2 separate regions of the Homo sapiens genome follow, and region 1 is linked to region 2. A link is a loop called in an ENCODE intact Hi-C map of the cell type or tissue named here. Cell type or tissue: CD4-positive, alpha-beta T cell. All regions are shown on one strand. Links, peaks and the distances in the headings refer to the core of each region. The heading gives the core; the rest is flanking DNA. Region 1 overlaps HIVEP1 (HIVEP zinc finger 1). Region 2 holds the start of LOC124901258 (a long non-coding RNA gene).

Region 1 (13,036 bases), core at 2,708-10,707, 350 kb after region 2:
CATTTTATTTTTCTCCCCTCTAAGACCTACTTATATTTTTCATACCTTTTTAATTTCTGATTCGTGCTGGTGAGGGGGCTGTGCTTTAGAAGAGATGCAGATTTTGAGATGAAAGAGCAGACTTCTTAACTGACCTCAGAATACTTTTTTTGTTTTTTGAGATGGAGTTTCGCCCTCGTTGCCCAGGCTGGAGTACAGTGGCACGATCTTGGCTCAGTGCAATCTCCGCCTCCTGGGTTCAAGTGATTCTCTTGCCTCAGCCTCCCAAATAGCTGGGATTACAGATGCACACCACCATGCCCGTCTAATTTTGTATTTTTAGTAGAGGCGGGGTTTCACCGTGTTGGCCAGGGTGGTCTCAAACTCCTGACCTCAGGTGATCCGCCCACCTTGGCTTCCCAAAGTACTAGGATTACAGGCACGAGCCACCATGCCCAGCCTGACCTTAGAATACTTTAACTAACACTTTTAACTAAATTAAAGGAATGTAAAGGGTAAAGAATCATGTTTTGTAATACTTATAATAGTATTATTGTCAGTTAGATGATGTTAAAATATTCTTAATTTGGAAGGAGGAAACAGGCATCAAATAAATTGGAAGTATGGAATAATGTATTGAGTTTAAGGGAGAATACTTAAGAATCTGACAGTATGCGTATATATTCATATATGTGCACACGTATTTGTGAAGATATATGTGTAAATCGTCACACATATATGTAATATGTGTATTAAGCATATAAGCAAGCAGGCACTTATATACTTTCAGGGAATTGAGACACCCAAGTTTGTTTTTTATTTGGCTGTCCATATTTACACATATGTTCATATATATTATACATACCTGTGTATTTAAATGAGTAAATAATATATCTTTAATATGAGTAATACATGAACTTAAATCAACTAATACAGAAGCATATACAATAAAAAATTGGTGTTTTCTCCCTTTACTTGCCTCTGCTCTTTATCCTTATTATCAGCCTTACCAATTTCTTGTCACTTTCCCCAGAAATGCAGCTATGATAATATTATTCTTTAAAACATGTGTGCACATACACAAAAATTGACTTATGTAATGTACAAAGTCATTAATCATTTAACAATGGGATACATTCTGAGAAATGTGTCGTTAGGTGATTTCCTCATTGGTCATTGTGCAAACACCATGGGGTGTACTTACACAAACCTAGATGGTACAGCCAACTACACACGTAGCCTATATGGTATAGCCTATCGCTCCTAGGTTACAAACCTGCACAGCATGTTCATTTACTGAATACTGTAGGCAATTACAGCACAGTGGTATTTGTGTATCTAAACAGAAAAGGTATAGTATAAAAGATAAAAAATTCATACAACCTGTATAGGACACTTACCATGAATAGAGCTTGAAGGACTGGAAGTTTCTCTGGGTTGAGTCAGTGAGTGGGTGGTGAGTGGATGGGGAGGCCTAGGACATTACTGCACGCTACTGTAGACTTTATAAATGCTGTATACTTAGGATATACTCAATTTTTTAAAAAATTGTGTTAGTACGCATATTCTCACTCATAGGTGGGAATTGAACGATGAGAACATATGGACACAGGAAGGGGAACATCACACTCTGGGGACTGTTCTGGGGTGGGGGGAGGGGGGAGGGATAGCATTGGGAGATATACCTAATGCTAGATGACGAGTTAGTGGGTGCAGCGCACCAGCATGGCAAATGTATACATATGTAACTAACCTGCACATTGTGCACATGTACCCTAAAACTTAAAGTATAATAATAATAAATAAATAAATAAAAAGAAAAAAATTGTGTTAGTAATAAATTAACTGTAGCTTACTGTAACTTTATAACCTTTTAATTTTTAACTTTTTGACTCTTCTATGATAACATCTAGCTTAAAGCAAACACATCGTATAGCTGTACAAAAATATTTTTTATATTCTTATTCTATAAGTTTTTTTCTATTTTTAGAATTATTATTTTTTACTTTTTTAACTTTGTTATTAAGAACTAAGACACACACACACACATTAGCCTAGCCCTGCACAGACTCAGGCTCATCAGTATCATTGTCTTCCATCTCTACATCTTGTCCCACGGAAGGTCTTCAGGGGCAGTGACACATATGGAGCTGTCATTTCCCATGAGAACAGTGCTTCTTCTGGAATCCCTCCTGAAGGATCTGCCTGAGGCTATTTTACTATTAACTTTTTTTAAAAATGAGTAGAAGGAGTACAGTCTAAAATGACAATAAAGTATAGTAAATACATAAACCAGTCATATAGTCATTTACTATCATTATCAAGCATTATGTATTGTACATAATTGCATGTTCTGTATTTGTATATGACTGGCAGTGCAGTGGGTTTGTTTACACCAGCATCACCACAAATACGTGATGACTGTGTTGCATTATGATGTAGAAAGCCCAAATATCACTAGGCAATATGGATTTTTCGGCCGGGTGCGGTGGCTCATGCCTGTAATCTCAGCACTTTGGGAGGCCGAGGCGGGTAGATCACTTGGGGTTAGGAGTTCGAGACCAGTGCGTGGCCAACATGGTGCAACCCTGCCTCTACTAAAAAGAATTTTTCAACTCCTTTATAATCTTGTGAGACTACCATCGTACATTTAGTCTGTTGTTAACTGAAATGTCATTATGGAATGCTTGACTGGATACTAATATGAAAGTCTATTATTTAAAAAATTTAGGATTCTCATACTCTAAAAAGTCACTATCCATATTTCTACAGTTTGAACTTAAATTGAAAGTTAAAGCTCTACCAGTAGGAAAACACCAGCTAGTGACCTGACCATTTATAAAATTTGGCTCCACTCAACCGCCTCCATGATTTTAGGTTACCGTTTATTTCCCATCCATCTGATCAGTATCTTTATCAGTTTCTTGCTGATTTTTAATTTTCTCACTCATAGTAATTTTATTTACATAGTATGCATTTGAAATAGAATGAGAACAAAGCACTCCCAATTTTCTCTAGTGACCAAACATGATAAAACACAAACCAGGATCTATTAAAGTAAATGAGAACTCGAGACTCTGAATTACAAATCAGAATCAGTAGGTCCTGACTTCATCAGTCTATAGTGTTCTGTTCCAGCATTCTTTTGAAGCATCTCTCTTGGAATAAGCCCCCACCCCTTAGTCTCATGTTCCAAATTCATTGTTATGTGTACACATTGACTTCTCATCCCTAATAGACCATTTCTGTTTCTTCATTTGTTCATGTAGTAGTTAACCTGTTGATTCCAGACACTTCCCTCGGTTATGTGTGTAAATTGTGCAAGCCACTGGATGTGCAGTGCTGAAAGTGGGTCACCTCCTTGATAGTGGGGGGCTGGCATTGCCATACCTCCTGCCCCCCAGCCAGAGCCCTCTGTGCCTTGTGAGAGACTCTGATCGCTCTCCTGATATACTAACTCTTCACCACTCTCCTCTCACCTTGTGTATTTACTTTCTGACTCACACCATTGTTCCCCAAATATTGTCTTCCTTTTCCTATTTATACCCTTCTTCATGTTCTTTCCTCAAAGAAGTGTTTCCTGTCAACCCTCACAGTTTGCCAGTATTCAACAGGTTGAAAGAGAACAAATTATTAATTTTTTAAGAAGCACTTTAAACAGAAGGTGCTTTCAGTTTTTCAAAAGATTTTCATAGCTGATAACATACTTGCTATTTGCTGTGTATGTTAGAAAATAGATTGGGAGCAAACCATCTATTTTATTTCAGTTTTGTGTTATTAAAAAATAATCATTTCAGCCTAGTGTTTTAAGGCTTTTCAGAAATAATGTGAAATAATTTAATATTACTAAGATTTAGGGTTGTATGAGTTCATATTTATGGGATGGCCTTGGGCTTGAGGGCATTTTTAGATGAGTTAATTTTTTGTAATCTGTTTTATTTATACATATACTGTAAATGCTTTAATTCATTGTTATTTTTGCTTTAAACAATTATCTTTTGAAGAACTAAAGAAAAAGATATAGTCTTACATTTGCCTCTGTCTTTTTCTTCTTATAAATTGGGATTTGGCAACCTTTTTTTGTAAGGCACAAGATAGTAAATATTACAGATTTTGTGGACCTCATAGTCTGCAGTCTTTGTCACATATTCTTCTTCTTTTTTTTTTTTTATTAAATAAATAATGCATGGGCACTACAGAAACAGCGATAGGCTGAAGTTGGCCTGTGGACCATGGTGCTCTGTCCCCTGCTATGGTGCTTATTTCCATCTGTTGTCATTTTCCATCAGCCTGAATCAGCCCCTTTTAGCATTGCTTATAATATTGGCAAGAAATTGTCTCAACTTTTTTCTAAAAATATCATCACTTTGCTTTACTTTCAAAGGGTAATTTGGCTAGATATAGAATTCTAGTTAGACATTTTTAAATCCTGTTGCCTCGCTGCTTCTCCCTCCCCTTCCCCTCTCCCACTTCGTGCCCCTCCCTTTCCTCATCTCTATTCCTGTTTTAATCTGCTGGTTTGCTGTGATAGGTCTATGTGTAGTATCCTTTAGAGTCATCTTCCCTGGGTTCACCGAGCCTCCTGGATCTGCAGGCTGATATTTTCAGTCAAGTTTGGGGAATATTCTTCTATTCCCTTTTTCCAGCTCTCTCTTCTGGAGCTTTCGTTGCATCTGTGTTAGATTACATGATATGATTCCACAGTTTGTTCATTTTTTTCAGGCTTTTCTCTGTATGCGTTGGTTGGATAATTTTTGTTGACTTGTCTTCAAGTTCGTGACTCCTTTCCTAACGGCAGTGCCCTGTCTGCTGTTATTCTCATCCAGTGAATTTTTATTTCAGCTATTGTACTTTTCTGTTCTAGTATTTCCATTCTTTTTAGAGTTTCTATATCTCTTCTGAAATCTTCTACTCTTCATTCATTCTTTACCCATCTTTTTTCTGTAAATTATTTCCTATATATTATAGTTATTTTACATCCCTTGTCTGCTGATTCCAACATCTTTGTCTTGTGTAGTTCTTATTCTTTTTACTGCTTTCTCTGTGTGTCACATTTTTGTGATTTGCGTGCCTAATAATTTTTAATCACATAGAGAACAATGTGGATATGTTTTAGAGGCTCTCTATTGTCATCTGCATCTGAAGATTATCATGTGTTTTCTAGCAGGCAGTTAAATTACTATCAGATTATTTCATAGACTGGTGGAGGCTTGCTTTGAGGCCTTTTAGAGTAGGTCTGTTGAGTTGCCCGTAGTCTGAAGTTTCAGTGGAAATAGAAGATGTTTGCTTGGCTACTCTATCCCTGGCAGGACTTGAGTTCCTAGCTCCTTGTCCCCCATATTGAGTCACTGCTGATACTTTGCTCAGTTCTTCCAGTCTTCCTTTGGGTGGCTTTACTTTGGGTTCCTTGTCTTCTACACAAGCAGTTCAAAAGACAGCCAAGGATTTGAGGGTTTGTTATTAGATTCTAGACTCCCTCCTCTGAGTCTCCCTCTTTTCTGGGATTTCCGCTCACTGTACCTACCTCCTCCCAATTTCCAGCTGCCCCAGACCCCATCTCTGTGTCCTCCAGCTCAGTAATACTGCTTCCTGCCTCACTGTTCCTAGGGGACTGGCCGTTGCCCTGGGGGAAAGACCATTTAAATGTGGCCTCACCTCCTTCGCATCTCAGCCTTTAAGGGTCAACACATCTAGTTTCTGCCAGCTCTTGGTCACTCTCCAGCACTTTCATTAAAAATATATATTTTCTCTACATTTTTATTGTTATTAGAAGGAGGGTTAGTCTCATATAGGCTATTCTGCCATTACCAGAAGCCTGAGTCCTAAGTGAGTAGATATTAAAATCTTGGGGAACCTTTGCCATCCAGATTTTCATCATGTTAAAGGATTAAGACACTCTGGGAAGCCTCCTGAGCTGGCAGGCGGAAAAATAAGATGGTGCTGGGATCCTTTTGGTTGGTGAATTTGAGTGCCCCCGGTTGGCTGGCAGGGTTTGTGGGTGAGCTGGTGAGAGGTCCCTGCACCACACACTCCCCACCTCACTACTGCTGGGAACAAAAGTAGATTGATTGGAGTGGGTGTGCACCATGAGAGCTGTACATCACTGTTCTTTCTTCCTTGTGCATTTGTAGAAATTGCATTGTTTACTGTATGTTATAGGTACTTATGCATGAAAACATTTTATTTGATTAAAATATTTTCATCTCCACTAAAGCTTAGGTTCTAAAATGGGGGATACTGCCTTACTCAAAAGTTGGCACATGGCCGATTCTAAAGATGATGTGAGTGTCCTATGCCAAGCACAATGCCTGATGCACCGATACCAGTGATTTTTTCTTTCCTGTCTACTCTCTTCCACTCTATGATAGTTGTTAAAAATAATTGGATTGGGAAATTAAGAAAAGGAAAGATTATATACCTACTTTTTAAACTTATTTTTCCGTATGGCAAAATAAGAATAGTGTGTACTAGTAAGAGCTATATTACTATATTATTTGGGGAGAAATTTAACAACTGAAAAAAATGAAAATGAGCAGAAAAGTTAGTGTTCAATAGCACCATAAAAATGTATCTTTGAATCCTCATTCACAGTGCAAGAATAATGATAGTGTAGTGTAGGTCTGTAGCAGGGGTTCTTGACATGGATTTAGGGGTCTCCATAGATCGCTGCAGTCCTTAATTGTATGAAAAAGTGTGTGTGTGTGTGTGTGTGTGTGCGCGCGCGTGCATGTCCTTGTCTCTCTTTCTGAGAGAGGCTGTACGCTGGTCATGAGATTTTTTTTTTTATAGAGATCTTTTGAAGTTTTATTCTTTTTAAAAAATTATCACTTTTTTAATAGAAAAAGTGATGGATCAGTATTGGAGTAGGATTATGAAGATGTAATTTATAAAGATAGAAAGAATGTATCCATGTTTTCTTATGTCTTTTCATGTTTGATAGTATGTATGTATACATACACAAACATGAAAAATAACCTGGAAACTAATGTGGTAATATGTTAACAGTGGCAAATTGGGATAGTTGAAATACTTTCTTCTTGTATTAGATATCGTTTAAATTTCAAAAACCAAAGTTAAATCTCACAAGTTAATTAGTTCAAACAGAAAAGACAGTAAAAAAAGTACAGTGAAACCTGTGTCTTTCTCACACCGCCCCTTTCCTCAGGGCTGACTGCAGCAGTGACTTGTGTATCCTTTCATGCACACGCACAGGCACGTAGACACGTGCATGACACAGATGGAAGTGTACCATGTACATTGCTCTGCTCCTTGGGTTTGGCGTTTTAGATTTTGTATCTTGAAGGCTTTCCAATTTTCAGATTCTTAAAGGGGAGGTCTTTGACCCTATCTCCCAATCCCCTCGAAAGGAATGAAGAACTTTGGATGTCTAGAAATTGTTTTCTATTCTGTTATCCTTTTCAGCTTTGGTGTGTGCAAACCTGACTCCTAGTGGTAGTTCAGAAATTATTTCCTTTCCTTTGGGCTCAGATGATTTTTAGGGGCAGTGACCTTTTGAATGCCCACTCTGCGCTGGCCTTTAGCTGCTTCACCTCACTCGTCTTGCACTGTCACATGTCATTTCTTGTTTATTATTACTAACACTACAACAACACGTGTTGAGTTTGGTAATCTTTCAGTTTTTAAAAAATTTCAGATTGGGCCTTTTTTTTTTTTCTAAACTTCATTATGGAAGTTTTAAAATGATTACAAAATAGAATAGTGTAATAAGCCTCCATTTACCTATCGTTCAGCTTCAGTAACTAACAGCTGGTAGCCAGTCTGGTTGCATTTACTACTCTGGCTACTTCCACCCTCCCACATTGCTTTAAAGCTAACCTTGGGGATATCATCTCATTCCTATGTTTTCATTATATAAGCTCCAAACGATAAGGGATATCTTTTCATGTCATCACAATACCTTTGTGAAACAAACAAAAATAAAGAAGAGTAATTTCCTTAATAATATGGTCAAATATCCTGTCAGTATTTGAATTTCCAGTTGTCCCCAGTAGTGTAATTTTTTAAACATTTCGTTAGAATGAGGGCAAATAAGCTCCACCTGTTTTATAAGTTGATGTATCTTTTGTATTCTTTTGATCTGTGGGTACCCTTTCCAATTCTCTTCTTGCTTTTTTTGCAGGTTATTTTTGAAAGGAACTGAGTTGTTTGTCTTATAGCTTTTTTACCATTGGTCTTTGTTTTTTCAAACAGTCAAATATAGAAATATGCTTCATTAAAGAATATTAACTGATTGCTTTTAAGTTTTTAGATATTCTTTCAATATCAGATTATATTTGAATATACATTTGTTGCCTAACATATCTCTGTTTATGGCTTTGACTTGTATGGGTTACTAATTAAGCACATGTTTATTGATTTGAAGTAGGGTATACTTTTTGAAATAAAAACTCACAAGAAAAAATAGTTCAAAATCAGATAAAATTACTTTGAAAACATCTTAGAGAGAGAGATGCTGTTTTAGTCTGTTTGTGCTTGCTGTAACAAAACACCTGAGACTGGATAATTTATAAAGGAACAGAAATTTCTTTTTCACAGTTCTGGGGGCTGGGATTCCAAGATCAAGGTGGCAGCACTGGTGAGGGCCCTCTTGCTGTGTCTTCACATGGAGGAAGGCAGAAGGTTAAGAGAAGGACAAACCCTGTGTCCTCACATGGCTGAAGAGCGGAAGAGAGTAAACCCACTCCTGCAGTCCTTTTTTATATCAGCATAGGTCCATCATGAGGGTGGAGCCTTCATGACCTAAACACCGCCCAGTAGACCCTGCCTCCCATTGCTGTTGCATTGTGGATTAAGTTTCCAACACATGCATTTTGGAGGGGACAAAAACATCGAGACCACAGCAGACAGCCATATCAGTGCAACAGGTAGTGAGTGAATTTGTCTGCCAAATTTCTGATTGGGGCTGAAGGAAAGAGAATTCTTGTTTCACTTTTAATTAGAATATAGTCAGCTACTTAACGTTACATGAGAGAGGCCTTTTCAGAGTCTCTGTGATGTGAGCATAGATTACCTAGAGTAAGTTTTCCGTAGAGGTGGATCTTGCTGGAGGGATGATGTATATCAAATAGGAAGCCAGGGCCCTAAACTACAACTTACAAAGCCCCAGGAGGAGCCCAGAAACTTCTCTTACTGACAGAGTTTTCTTCCTAAGTGAATTATCTGAAGCATTGTGAACCCGAGTCATATGCAGTGAGGCCTCAATTATAACTGGATTATGTAACAAAAATTCAGTTTTAAATCTGTGGTTTGGTGCCCAGACCACATTTGCCCTTAGTAATAATGTGTCATATCAGATTAGGTTTTCAGCATAGCCTGCAAAAGGTATTTAATTTGCGATGTACCTGACTATTGTCACTGGCAATACAGAGCTCATCCTGCTAACGTCATCCCTGGTGGCGATGCCATTGTGTCCAGAGGGACGCTTTGTTCAGGGTTACATTCAAGACTCCAGGTGGGTGCTCTAGTGCCATGGGATCCTGGACAGGAGCTCTGAAGTCCTTGGCGTCCTTGTCATAAGTCATCTGCACTTGTCATCTTTCGTAGGCATGTGATGGGGAAGTGAGAGCTTCCTGAAGTAAGGAGCCTTCTCAGGGAATGTGTGAAACTTACAAGGGGAAGATGGGGCTGGAGATCCACCAGCTGAAGGTGCCAACACAGTGATGATAAGTCCGGTGTCTGGGGCTGGAAGGTCTTAAGTCTTAGCTGTTGGTTTGGTCGTTGGGTCTATAGTAGAAAACTGAAGCATCAGTATATTATTTATCTCAAATTGACATCTAATTCTGTTGAGACTTCTAGAAGAAATGTAATGGCATTCTTCCCTTTCTCATCTTCTGTGCCTCTCAGTCTCCCTCTTCTTACTCAAGAGGGGGTTGGACAGTTATTTTCACTGTTTCTTTTCTGCTACTCCCACATTTTAAATCTTCATCCTTTCCTTTTTCTCTTAGAGAGTATGGATGTGTTTGTATCTGTAGTAATTTGAGATCACAGAATGCGATGGAGTACCATCTTGAAAAGAGGCTATATCTTGCTTGCTGTTGTATTTCCCCCACAGAGAATTACCAATTCTGGAAAGGATTACAAAAGAAGAGGACATTGTTTAGGTAAGAAGATGGTGAAGAAGAATGCATATGGCAAGTTAATGGGACAGTTGTGAATAGTGACTGTAGGATTAATATCTGACAGGCAGGTCTGTTGATCTCAATACTCCTAGAGAAGGGATGTGAAAGATGCCAAGCAAAGCATTGACTCAGCTATAATAGCTAAAAAACATAGTCACTAATTGACAACTTAGCATTTAAGAACGTCTGAAAGAATAGTCTCGGTGGTCTGTGTTTCGTTTGACTTGGTCCGCATTGTCAGGCTTGGTGCTGCCCCGTCTCTGTTGCTCAGATCCTCTGCCCCAGTACCAGTAGACCAAGCTTTTCTCAGAATGTGTCTTGTTCCAACAGAACCAGAAATCTGAAATATCAGAAAGGATTTGCTCCAACACATAGTACAGTTCTCATGGTTCCTGGTCTGCAGTGAGCTAAATGCACAAGGCCCAGGAAGGGGAGCGGCTCGGATTTGGAGAGGCAGTCAGAGTTCACTACACTTAGTGGCTTAGTTTCTGTGTTTTTGCCCCAGGTAATAGCAGCACCTTGTATCTGAGTCCTCCTTAAAAAAAAAAAAAATACATACATATATATACACACACACACACACATACATATATATACATATATATACACACACTATACACACATATAAACATATATATAAACACACACACACATATATATATACTTTTAACATTTGTTATAGGGGAAAATGGATGTAATTATTTGCTGACAAGGGGTGGGGTAGTGGCCTGCCTGAAAAGCTGGAGGAGCATGCCAGTGAGTTTGTTTTGTTTTTTTTAAGTCTTTGAGATCCTGGGTCTCTCCCAACCATCCGTAAATCTGCATCCTTAGCCCCAAATTCAGGGTGTGGATGCATGTGCCCGTGTGTGTGCGTGCGTGTATGCGTGTGCATGTGTGAATCCATACTGGATTAGTAGCCCAAGTTCAGTGGACCCTGGCGTGTAGCCTCTCAGGGTGAGAATACTGTCTTGTTCTTGCTCTCCCACCATGGTTACGATGACTACCTCCTTCCATTCGCTACATCAGAAATCATCCAGTGGGAAGAGGAAACCAATGTTGTCATACTCTAATAATTATATCCATCCCACAGTGGGCAACATATTTTGTTGTGATTATTAGAAAACTATATTATTAGAAATATGTATTGGAAAGCTTATCAATTTTCAACATCTTTATAACAATAGTTTATATATTTAAATAGTTTTTGTATCTTCAAGCATTAAATTTTCAGCTGGGAAATTATGTTCTAGTTTAGGGCTGACAGTAATAATTATTAGATCTATTTTTGGTTTAATACCTATTAAAAATATAGGCTCTGGCTTTGGATTTTAGAGGTATAATTTAATTAGACATTCTTAGCCATGAAGTGCACATTGAACTTTTCCTTCCTTATCTTCCTCAGTATCCACTAACATCAGCAGCAGCTTTGATAAGGCAGACAGATGCTGCTGCTGCCCCTGGTACTTGATAAAATATTGCTTCGAAGAGCTGGCTGATAAGACTTTTCTCCCTTAACTACTTGCATTTTATACAATTTTGAATCTTGACCAGATAATATCTGTAATTTAGAGAACATTGATTTGCAAGGTTGGCCGCATGTTGGAATCACCTGGGAAACTTTTTAAAAGGCTGATTTAATTGGAGTGGGGTGCAGCCTGAGTATCAAGATTTTTAAATGACTAATATTAGGTGAATCAAATATGCAGCAATTATTTAACAACTCTGTAATAGAAATTAATACAACAAATTTGATTCTTGTCCATGGAAATGCAAATTGTGCCTGGTGAAGATGCAATTGATTATTGCCCTGTGGATGTTGATTATTTTCACATAATTAAGCAAATTTATTTTGACATTCCTGATGGCATCTATCTATCTATCTATCTATCTATCTATCTATCTATCTATCTATATCTGGTCTTTGAATTCTCCTTTGAATGAGTTATAGTGTCTTGCTGTTTTATTAATAAATGAGTTAAATCTTTAAAAATATGCAGCAAAAGTTGGGTTTTACTGTTTTAGGGGATGTAGAAAGGGTCATCAAAGCAGGAGCTAAAAGAGTGGCACTAAGAGAATCATCCTTGGGCTAAGTTGATTTGACACCTGTCTAAAGAAGGTGCTTTTGGACTTTTAGCTCGGCCCCTCACCTGGGCTCCTGTGGGCTCTGAAATAGTGTGAGGTTTTCGGAAGGAGACTTTGGGAGTTTGCTTTTATTTTTACTTCTTAGGGAATGTGTGCTCAACCATAAAAGACAGTGGTCTTCCTAGCATCTTCTATGGGTAAAAACATATTTAGTATAAGGGGGAACTTCTTTCCCCCACTATTAAAAGTGCAGTTTAAGGGTGGTGGTCTCACAAGGCTGCCAAATGAAACCAGGTGATTGATATATACTGTATGTATAAATAATTAGATATGTTAAGAGACAAAATAATGTAAAATCCTTAGAAGGCTCAGTGTAACACATTTGTTGTGTGTCTGTGTACATTTTGTTATTTTCATGGTCTGTTTTGATATCAAGATGGTTTTCATAAAGAAGAAACAACATTTAGTTGATCTATGATCTTAAAGTACAGTGGACCTCATATCTACTTTTCTCTTTGAACTTTTAAAAGTTTTTTTCTGTATCACAATGGAAACATGCTTTCTGAAAAGGATAAGTGAAGAGTTTTGCAAAGGGCAGACCATAAAAGTGTAGCAAGATGAGGCATTTCACATTTTAAATTTTATTATAGAATGTTTTGTTCCTAATCACCTTTGCTATTCCACAGCTCATTATCACACTAGGGTAGACATTGTTCATGTCCATTTAACTTTTATCTCTACTCTACTTTGTCCATAACCACTCTGGATCTTCTAAAAACCCTTGAACCATTACCTATAAATTAATTAAAACCTGCAGCTCCCTCTATCTCTGGGCG
Region 2 (10,540 bases), core at 11-8,010:
GCACAATGGGAGTGCTCTCAGAAAGCCTTCTTTGAAGCTGCTGATCTCTTGTAGCAATTAGGATAGGCCAGGTTATGCTTCAAAAACAATATTTAAATTTGAATATCCCACGTTGTCAAAGGAATTCAGATGGAAGAATGAAATTCTGTGCTTAAACTTTCAGAAACCCAAGGGTGATCTCTGTCATTTCAAATACTTGAAGTTTGTTAAATGGTTTGTGGAAGAGTCAAGGGCTATATTCAGGACCGGGAGTAGGGTGAAGCAAGAGAGGCCCTAGGGTGTAAAACTTAAGGGATCATCTCTGCAACAAAGGACACAATAAACAGTGTGAAAAGGCAATCCATGGAATGGGAAACAATATTTCTAATCATATCTCTAATAAGGGGTTAATATCCAAAATATGTAAAATATTCCTGTAACTCAACAATAACAAAAAACCCAAATAACTCAATTAAAAATGGACAAAGGACTTGAATAGACCTTTTACAGAGAAGATACATAAAAGGCCAACAAATGCATGAAAGGATGTTCAACATCACTAATAACTAGAAGAAATGCAAATCAAAATGACAGTGAGATATTGTCTTACACTCATTAGGATGGATACTATATTTTTTTTAAAAAGACAAGATAACAAGTGTTAGTAAGGACATAGAGAAATTGGAACCCTTGTTCATTGTTGGTAGGAATGGAAGATGGTACATCTGCCTTGGAAAACTATATGGTGGTTCTCCCCAAAATTAAAATAGAATTACCATCTGATCCAGCAATTCCACTTCTGGGTACACACCCAAAAGAACTGAAAACATGGCTAACATGGTGAAACCCCATCTCTACTAAATATACAAAAAATTAGCCAGGCGTGGTGGCAGGTGCCTGTAGTCCCAGCTACTTGGGAGGCTGAGGGCAGGAGAATGGCATGAACCTGGGAGGCAGAGCTTGCAGTGATTGGAGATCGCGCCACTGCACTCCAGCCTGGGCGAGAGAATGAGACTCTATCTCAAAAAAAAAAAAAAAAGGAATTGAAAACAGGGATCTGAAGAGATATTTGTACACCCATGTTTATAGCAGCATTATTCACAATAGCCTGAAGGTGGAATCTCCCCAAGTGCCCACTGATAGATGAATGGATAAATAAAATGTGGCTTATACATAGGCATTAAGAAGGAAGAACATTCTGACACATGCTACCACACAGATCAACTTTGAAGACATGGTAAGTGAAATAAACCAGTCGTAAAAGGACAAATACTGTATAATTCCATTTATATGAGAAACCTAGAATGTCAGATTCATAGAGGGAGAAAGTAGAATGGTGCTTGCCATGTGGTTGCGGGAGGAGGCAGCGGGGAATGCTATCTATGGTTTCAATATGGTTTGTTTGTTCGTACCAAAACTCATGTTGAAATTTGGTCCTGCGTGTGTTGGTGTTGGGAGGGGGAGCCTAGTGGGAGGTGTTCGGGTCATGGGGTTGGATCTCCTAAGAATGGTTTGATGCTGTTCTTGTGATAGTAAGCTCTAGAAATGGATTTTTTCTATGAGAATGGGTTGTTATAAATCTAGGGTGCCCCTCAGGTTTTGCCCTTTTCACACGTGTCCATTTCCCCTTTGATCTTCTCCACCACATTGTGAGGCAGCAGTAAGGCCCTTGTCGGCAGCCAGGGCCATGCCCTTGAACTTCTCAGCCTGCAGAATATGAACTAAATAAACCTCTTTTCAATCTCTGATATCCTTTTATAGCAACACAAAATGGACTGAGCCAGGGAGTTATTGTTTAACGGGTAGACTTTCAGTTTGGGAAGATGTAAAAGTTCTGGAGATGGATGGTGGTGATGGATGCACAACAAGGTAAATGTACAAAATGCTACAGAGCTTAAAAATGATCAAAATGGTAAATCACTTAAAATCGTTAAAGTTGTAAATATTGTGTACCTTTTACCACAATTTAAATGTATCTAAGGAGGTGTCAATTTTAGGGTCATATAAATGTAGGGTTGGCATTTAGTTCCTCGCCTGGGCCCTGCTGGTATCACTCTGCTTTCCCAAACTTGTCTGGATGTTCCTCCCAGATTGAGAATGAGGTGACTAGAACAAACAATAATTATCATCATTGTTACTAATATTAGAATTCTTTTTCTTTTTTTAGATGGAGTCTCACTCTGTTGCTCAGGCTGGAGTGCAGTGGTGCAATCTCGGCTCACTGCAAGCTCCGCTTCCTGGGTTCAGCGATTCTCCTGCCTCACCCTCCCGAGTAGCTGGGTTTACAGGCGTGCGCCACCATGCCCAGCTAATTTTTGTATTTTTTGTAAAGACAGGGTTTCACCATGTTGGTCAGGATGGTCTCAAACTCCTGACCTTGTGATCCGCCCACCTCAGCCTCCCAAAGTGCTGGGATTACAAGCATGAGCCACCATGGCCAGCCTAGAGTTCTTTAAGATATGCGTTCCATGGATGCATTACAGGATGCCCACAGTGATTCTTACCTGCATGGCTACTTCTCATGGCAGGACAAAGAAGGTATATGGCATAGAAAATAAACAGTTTCAAGTAGATAGGGCTAGGAGTTTGGAGTCAGTGAGGAGCTCTGAATGTACTCCAAAAAGTTGCATCACTTAGTTCACTTTGTTTACTTTATATAGTTGAAATTAGGGCTTCTGAATTCCCATGCACATTTATGTAAGATAGTCTATAAATAAGGACATCCCCCCAGAGGCTTGGAAAATTTCTGTTTACTTCATGTTTGTTTCCTTCAGCATAAGGCTTGTAAAAGAAAGTTCCCGAGGTAAGCTAATGAATTGTGTACTTTCACAGATAAAGTGTAAGGAAAGTTATAGGTGTGGTACCTGACAGTAGGAAAATTAACAGAGATACAGAGTATGAGGCAAGATGATAGTAATTTACCAAGGGTACTCAGCAGAGAGGCGTGAATGAGGACAGAGTCACACTGTTAGTTGACATCACTTCTTTATGGCTTGCCTGAATATGAGGGGAAGGTGGGAAGAGAGAGGGGAAAGAAGAAGGAAGGAAGGAAGGAAGGACGGAAAGAAGGAAGGAAGGGAGGCAGGGAGGGAGGGAGGTAGGTAGGGAGGGAGGGAGGGAGGGAGGGAGGGAACTTTGCATTCAACATGTCTTCTATTTCAGCCAATGTCAGCCCTCCATTCAATCTTGCCCCCAAGTTTGATCCCATGAAATCATATCTATACTAAACTTCCTTCTAAATGTTTCTTCAGCGCACACATTTCACAATCTTCCTTCAGCCTCCTTCATTCCATTTGGGTTTCTGTCATTGTCTACCAACTAGGCTTTCTTGCTCCTTTCAACCCACTTCCCCTATTGCAAGCCATCAGTAATCCGGTAATCTTCCTAAAAGCGAGCTCTGTCCACAGCCCTCCCCTGCCTGCAGTGAATCCCAGGATCCCAGCTGCTTACCTGGCCTGGCCATGCCCCGCTTCCATCTGGAGATCTGCAGTCCATCCATATTGAACCCCTTTGTTTCTTGAGTGAACTGAGCGCTGCAGTTTCTTGGCTTTCACACCTGCTGTTGTCTTCACTGGGTACACCTCTGACCTTTTTGTTTCCTGGAACCTACTTCTCTTTGCCCTGTGTCTGGCTGAATCTTACTCACGCTTCAAATCTCAGCTTAAAAGTCTATTTCTCTAGAAAAGATTTCCTGAAGCTCTCTCCCCCAACCCTGATTCGGGTAAATGCTTACGCCAGGTGCTTCCTCCACCCTGGAACTTACCTTTGTTACTTATTTGATTGTTTTTCTCACTAGCTTGAAAGCTCTGCAGGGGCAGGGACTGTCTCTGTCAGGCACATTTATTTGCCAAGTGCCCAAAATGCAGCAGGTTCTTTGAATTTTGAAATGAATGGCTGTGTTGGGTGGCTCTGTAGGACACTGCTATGGACGGCTCTCAGTCGCCTGACTCACCAAGACCACCACAGGCTCTGGAAATTTGGAAATGTACCCAGTGGCCTTTCAAGTTTTGGTTAATCTCACTTTACTAATACTTTGAAGAGGCCAATGACGTTGCCCCTCAGTTCAAAGAGCAATTTCACATCTTTCTTGAGCCATCTGCTACGTGAACCTCTGTGAGTTGGACTGGGTGGGCACCAAATGGCAGCCAAAAATTAATCTTTTAGGGTCTCCTTATCCTAAATCTTAGAGCATTATAATGGCTGTCAAGAAATTCATAACTTCTGCGTCTTATCAGTAGAGAAATACCGACGTCTGTGGGTGGCAGATAAACAGATAACGGAGTTTTGTGGGCTTTGGGCATATAATTCTTTCTTTCGGTGTTAACCCTCAGGTCACGTCTTTCCAGCCCAGGAGAATAAATCAAACAGAAAGAGTCAGGAGAAACTGCAAGGCTAGAGTGTTAGTCAAATAGTTTACCTAGATGTTGAGGTGTCGGCAGTGATGAGAGTCATTGGGGTGGCAACCTCATCACGGCATTTAGAGCTGTTGCCCAACCCCTCCCTGAGACACCCCCTTCCAGTTTGAAGCCTCTCTGCCTTCAGGGCCCATGGTTTTCTAACTTCCTGCCCTTCTACTACCTGGTAATTCCTTGCTACCTTTGCTGCTCCTTCCCCCTCCTGTCCCTGAGAGGAGGGCCTTTCCCTGGTGTTTGCTTCTTACTTATCTTCCCTCTCTCCTCTCTCTCTTTCCAGCAATCTTGTCACTCCACGAGGGTTCAACTAGCTGCATCTCCTCAGCCCCATCTTTCTTGAGACTGCAGGGTCTGAATTTCTGAATGGAAATTCCTCCAGGCAGGTGATTCTCAATCTTGTCTCAAAATTAGAATTGACTTGAGGGCCTTAAAAATTCCAATGCTGAGGGCATATCCTGAACCAATTAAACCAGAGTATTTTTGAAATGAGACCTAGATATGGGATATTAAACTGACTGTTTTACTTATACCCAAGACGATTACTTTCACAATTCATTTTCATCTATCAATGGAATCACCATTTTTCTTGTCTACTAACTTAAAATTTTTAGAATTATCCTAATTTTTCCTTTTCATTTGTGTGGTACATGTCAATCAATCCATAAAACCTATTCTGTTGTTTCAACAATGTGTCTCAGGCATGTCTCTCATTTCTGATTCTACAGTTTTACTCTCTTCATGCCGTTATTATTTCTGATTTCTGTTACAGGCATTTTGGTTGAATAAGAACTAAGGTTTGAACAGGAAAGATGAGAAGAGCAGGAGATGAGATACCCTCTCCTCTCCTAGTCCTCCACCTCCATCCCTCTTCAGTTTGGATCCTGGCTGGGCTGGACCCCGCATGTTGACAACAAGGATGTGTTGTGTGGCATCTTTTTAATTAATTTTCATATATGAATTTACAGGTAGGGTAAGGATTTCTTCTGTGGAAAATGGTGCTGAGATTCCAATCCCTGCTGAGTTGAGGTTATAAAGCTATGGTTGACCTGGATGATCTCAGTTGAAGGTCATATTTTGGAAACGGTAACAGTGGCTCTGGTAGGGAGTTCACAACATGGTTGGTTCTGAGCAGGACCAACCATGTGTTAGGGAAAATATTTATTCAATAGAAAAATGAATAAAAACCAGAAAGAGAAGAAGAGAATTGCTGATTCTGGAAATGGCAAGGTGGCTGGTCCTGGAACTCAGCTTAGTCCACCCCTTGGCAGTTTTTAATGTATTCTCAGGGTAAGATGTGTACATGTATTTGTAAATGAGGCATGAATTTAAAGAACTGTTACTTCTGGGAACCCAGGAAGCTTTGCTGAGGGATCTTACCCTGGAGAGCACAGTATAAAAGAAAGTAATTCTCTCTCTTGCCTCATAGCAACTACTTTGGGGAAGGGACTTTACAAACATCTGCCCCAAGGCTGGGTGACAGCTGCATATCTGTGCAGTGTTTGTACGGGGCATGCAATACTTTACACACTAGCAGGGACACCTGCAGCATCAGTAGGTTTCTGGTCTACCAAGAGCAGTGTGATGATGCACTCCAGGCCAGCTGGGGTGGTTGCTGTGGCGAGTAACATTGTTAATTCTACCAACACAGGGGGCTGATGGGTAAATGACACTGTTGGCATCAGCAGTGGGCATGGTGTGCTAACCCTTAACACTGTGCCAGGTGGGGATGTTGGACCCAGTGGGGATTACAGTTTTGCTATCTGTGTGTAAGAACAATGCTCAGAACAGTGTGCAGCATGGGTTGTGCAGTGCACGACAGGGGCATGTGTGAGCACTCAGCAGATTATTGGAACTCCTTGGAAAACTGGACCAAGACCTCCAAGGCAGAAGGGTGCTTGGGGATATCACTGGAACTGTGAAATAACCATACATAAAAACTAAGACATTGTGATCAAAGTACATAATGTGCTGGCTAGTTTTTATTTTTATATTGGTTTATATTTTATTTTGTTTCCCATCTCTTGTCACTCCAACTTATTTGAAGCACTATTGTCAAGAATGACATTTTAAAGCATAATTTGCTGGCCAAGTTACAAATACTGCTCACCCTTGCTTCCACTCCAAACAAACAAACAAACAACAGCAACAACAAATGCTCCCATTTTCTATACTATGTCCAACATCCTCTAGTCTGCCATCTGCAAGCCTTCATGAGTGGGTAGTTCCAGGGATATTTCTCATTAGTCTCTTTCACAAACAGGTCCAGCAAAGAGAATTACTGACCCTTGCTCTCACGCTTTCTGCACTCTCCTGGCCTTGGGACTGTGCTCCTTTTGTTTACCTTCTCTCATTTTTTCTAGCTCCAATCCTGCCGGTCCTTCAGGGCTCAGATCCAATGCATGCCTTCCACAGTGCCCTTCCCACACCGCTCAGCTGGATGCAAACTCTTCCTTTTCTGTGGCTCCTTGTGTTTTTTTTATGAGGTTTTACCACTTTCCATCTTCTGCACTTATAATTTGTATGCATGGGTCATCTCCACTTATTAAGGATAAACCCCCTGCAGGCTGAAGCTTGGCCTGATATAACATTGCTTTTCTGGGCAGGACCAACCATGTGTTAGGGAAAATATTTATTCAATAAAAGAAAGAATAAAAACCAGCAGAAGGAACATTTCTATTTTTTTGCTCCTCACCACTGCCTCAGGGAGAACTAGGTGAGGTGTTTTGGGGTAGGAGAGAAGGGAGAAATAAGTGAGCTACCATATTTAAAGGTGACTAATGCTTTCCAAAGGAAATGAAAGCTTTGCAGTCATTACTATTTTGCAAAGCTTTATTTTCCCACTTAGGGGAGAGCTCTTCAATTTTGCAATCTGAAAAATAACTAAAAGCAACCACCACATGTAAGGCGGTCCCCACGGTCTCAGGAACTATTTTTAGGTCATTTGAACATGGTTTCGGCGGTGAAATGCTTCTCCAGCTCAGCTTCAGTGCCGTTTTCCTGACTCATGTTCGTTTCTCACGCTCCCTCTGGCCCGAGCCCATGCTCTTTACCTCATTCGTGTTATGCCATTTCCCCATTTGACTGTCCAAACTGGCACATCTGACAGTGGGCCCATAGCCACTTCCCTAAAACGTCTCCATGGGTGTCTGCAGTTTGTAGAACTTCATGGCCATCTGTGGCTGTGAGGAGCCAGGGGCCCTGGAAACTGCGTAAGGGTGGGGTTGGCAGGCACCAAAGAGTCTGAGCTCCTCTAACCAGGGCGTGAGCAGAAATAGAGATGCTTCCATCAACAGGATCACATCAAACACCCTCCTTTAAGTGTCTATATTTGATTTGTTCTAGCAAAAATGGGGCTTAGTGGACCAAATACCAACTTAGCATTTTTCATGAAGGACGAAATCCCAAACCACCTCAGCTCCCCACTGGGCACTGGGGCTCACCCAGTCACGTTCCTGCTGGTGACAGGTCTCCATCCCTTCCCTCCACTCCCTTCATTACCAGTACTTTAATGTCTAATCCAAGCACATAGAGCTGGGAACAACACGTGAAAGATTTCAAAGTGCAGAGCTAGGTCAAGCTTTGTGCATGCCCATCCATCCAGCATTTAGCTGAATGGTTTTGCACACACTGGGAATTGAACAAATACCTGGCCATGTAAACACAGTGGAAAGACAACTGGATTTGGAGAGAGGAGACCTCAGTTTTAGTTGGCTCAAGTACCAGCTTTGCATCTCTACCCCACCTCTGCCATATGACCATGGGCATGTCATCTACCCTACTGGAGATTTAGTTTTCCAATGCTAAGTCATCTCTAAGTCACCTCCCATTGTTCACACTCTCTGATTTTATTTGTGGATTGACTGATGTTATCATCAGTTGGCTAACATCAACTCCCCTGAGTTACCAGCAATGCCACCAACTGGTCTACCTGTCTTGTTCCTCTTCAGTCTAATGTCCACACTTCAGCCAGAATCATCTTTCTAATCAGCTTTCTTACATAAACCACATCATTTCATTCCTCTGATTATAACACTTTTCTACAGAAAAGCACTTGGTTTAAAAGTCCAAACGCACTAATGTGGATTTACGACCTGGCTTTACCCTGTCCTCCAATTCAGCCATACCCTCAGCTCCTCCAGCCCTTTGCAGATGCTGTTTTTTCTGCCTGAAGGTCTTTTCCATGTCTCTTTTGACCTATTCTTATTCATTCCTTGGGCCTCAGCTTAGACAGTGCTTCCCTTTAAGAAGCCAGTCCTGCACATCTCTCTGTGTGCCCATAGCATCCTGGGCTTATGCCTATTACAGTCCTATCACCCTGTCTCCCACTGTCTGTTATGCTCCTCTTTCCCGGACAGCCTCTAAAGGTAGCAGGTTTCCTGAACTTCACTGTATCCTCCATATTTTAGCACAGTGCCTGGCGCTGGTGAACCACTGAATGGATAACGATGCACTTGTACCTGGCTCCCATCCTGTGGCATTTCTTTCTCCAACATCCTAATTACCTGCATCATGGGGACACCCGCCCAGGTACTGACAAACCAACCTCCTGGCCTCTACTACTCATTTTTATAGCCACTACAATTTTCCCCAATAACAGCAGTGGCCTTAGGTGCTTTTCATCTTCTTCATCCCCAAAAAGGAAAAGAAAAACAAGGGTCAGATATGTGAACTGAAAATCAACTTACAAGTCCTTAGGTAGAAGACATTAGTAAGTAAAAGGTAATAACATATATATGAACTACCAGATTTACACTTGGCAATAAAAGAGTAAGTTAAAGACCACCAAAAAAAATACAGCATACAAATTCATGTGTATAATCAGCTAGATTCCACTTTGCTTCTCTTCAACACATGCAAGAACAACAACAACAAAATCTTTATGTGTCTATACTCTTACCCCAATCCAGGTCCCAGATACTCTGTCTTTAGGGATATATTCCTTTGTATTAAGCCAGATATGGCAAACACATAGCATATATCTTACCACTGTCCATTGTCATGCTATTGAAAGTCATTGCCAAATAATCACACAACTTTTTCTTGGTAATGCCTCAGAATCCTTTTCAACAGAGTGCTCCAGACATCAACTATCAGTAGGACCCAAGCTTAAGCCTCGTTCTCTGAAATTCCCTTTGTTAAAATGTAAAGGCTTCAGAGGCTGAAGAACAATATAGAGCACTGGAGTCTGGGGGTAGATTTATTGAGCAAGTGCTTTCTTTAAGATGGGAGAAGAAAGATTTGGGTACTCAGGGAAAGAGGGGCACAGAAAGGTGGGAGGGGTAGACACCACAAAAGGGAAGGAAGGGCTAGGGAGAAAACAGCAGATGAGGTCTGGGCACCAAGTTTATTTGCTCTAAGACAGAGGCTGGTCGAGTCCATAAAACAGGCACTGCTAGAGCCCATGTTCTTTGGAATGCACTCTCTCTCTCTCTCTCTGCGCTTCCATCCCTGACAGAGCACTGAACTGAACTAAACTTCCCCGCATATAGGGATCGGAGGGTTGTCCAGATTGTCACACATGAATAGCTTGTGTGAGTCTAGAGAAGGAACACTGATTAGCTTCCAATCTGCAGGTCTTGTGTTCAGCAAGCCTCTTTCTTTCAGAAGGAACAAAAGCATGGTGCTAGATGAGAAGGTTATAGAATGGAAGAAAAGTTTCCCACTCACTGGGTGAAAGGCCAAGCACGTTCCCTTGATTATAGACTATTGGGCAGCGTTTCTGAAAATGAGTATTGCCAGGTGGTTGAATGACGAAATCTAGGCCAGCTACAGAAATCATCTCCCATGCAATTGCCCAAATGCCTTCTAGGAGCTCTGATGCCAGCTGCTGATGCAAATAAGCCCATAATGAAACAGGCAACAGGAGTGGACAAACCTAGCATGCTCTGCCCACTAAATGACTTTTCAGGTAGAATGTAGTTAGATGCCTCAGATCCCTCAGCCATTCAAGCATGTTCATTGAAGATAGAACCAAGGAGCAACATTTTCTTGGGAAAGCAAGATGAGTGGCTTTGCAATGATTAATTCTTCACGAGAGAGAGAGGGGAAGTTGTGACTTGCTGTGTATGTGTGTGCACACCTGCATGTTTCTGTGCTTGGGAGGTTTCCATGAGCATTAAAATCAAACAATAAGAATGCTTCTTACCTGG

What was found. Peaks named below come from ENCODE experiments on the same cell type or tissue, not always from the same donor. Only the 100,000 strongest peaks of a DNase experiment are listed, where the experiment ranks them.
Region 1: it touches region 2 in a loop (2.1-fold over the local background); 4 of 110 quality-filtered maps call a loop at or near these places.

Annotation. Positions count from the first base shown.
Region 1 is chr6:12,067,950-12,080,985 of GRCh38, forward strand. All of the region lies in intron 2 of HIVEP1 (HIVEP zinc finger 1), which reads left to right. Among named protein-coding and RNA genes, the nearest start is that of HIVEP1, 62 kb to the left of the region's middle. In CD4-positive, alpha-beta T cell, for the core only: CTCF peaks have their summits at 7,427 and 7,627; DNase peaks (open chromatin) are centred at 7,182 and 7,422.
Region 2 is chr6:11,724,898-11,735,437 of GRCh38, forward strand. The region is part of intron 4 of ADTRP (androgen dependent TFPI regulating protein); the gene reads right to left. LOC124901258 (a long non-coding RNA gene) reads left to right here and starts at 2,268. Exons shown (of 2, transcript XR_007059452.1): 1 at 2,268-2,517; 2 at 5,161-6,350. RefSeq lists enhancers at 4,637-4,806, 7,191-7,490, 7,771-7,860 and a cis regulatory region at 4,722. In CD4-positive, alpha-beta T cell, for the core only: no CTCF peak of the experiment used is centred there; DNase peaks (open chromatin) are centred at 3,694, 4,434, 5,974 and 7,414; H3K4me3 peaks cover 2,750 bases; H3K27ac peaks cover 3,444 bases.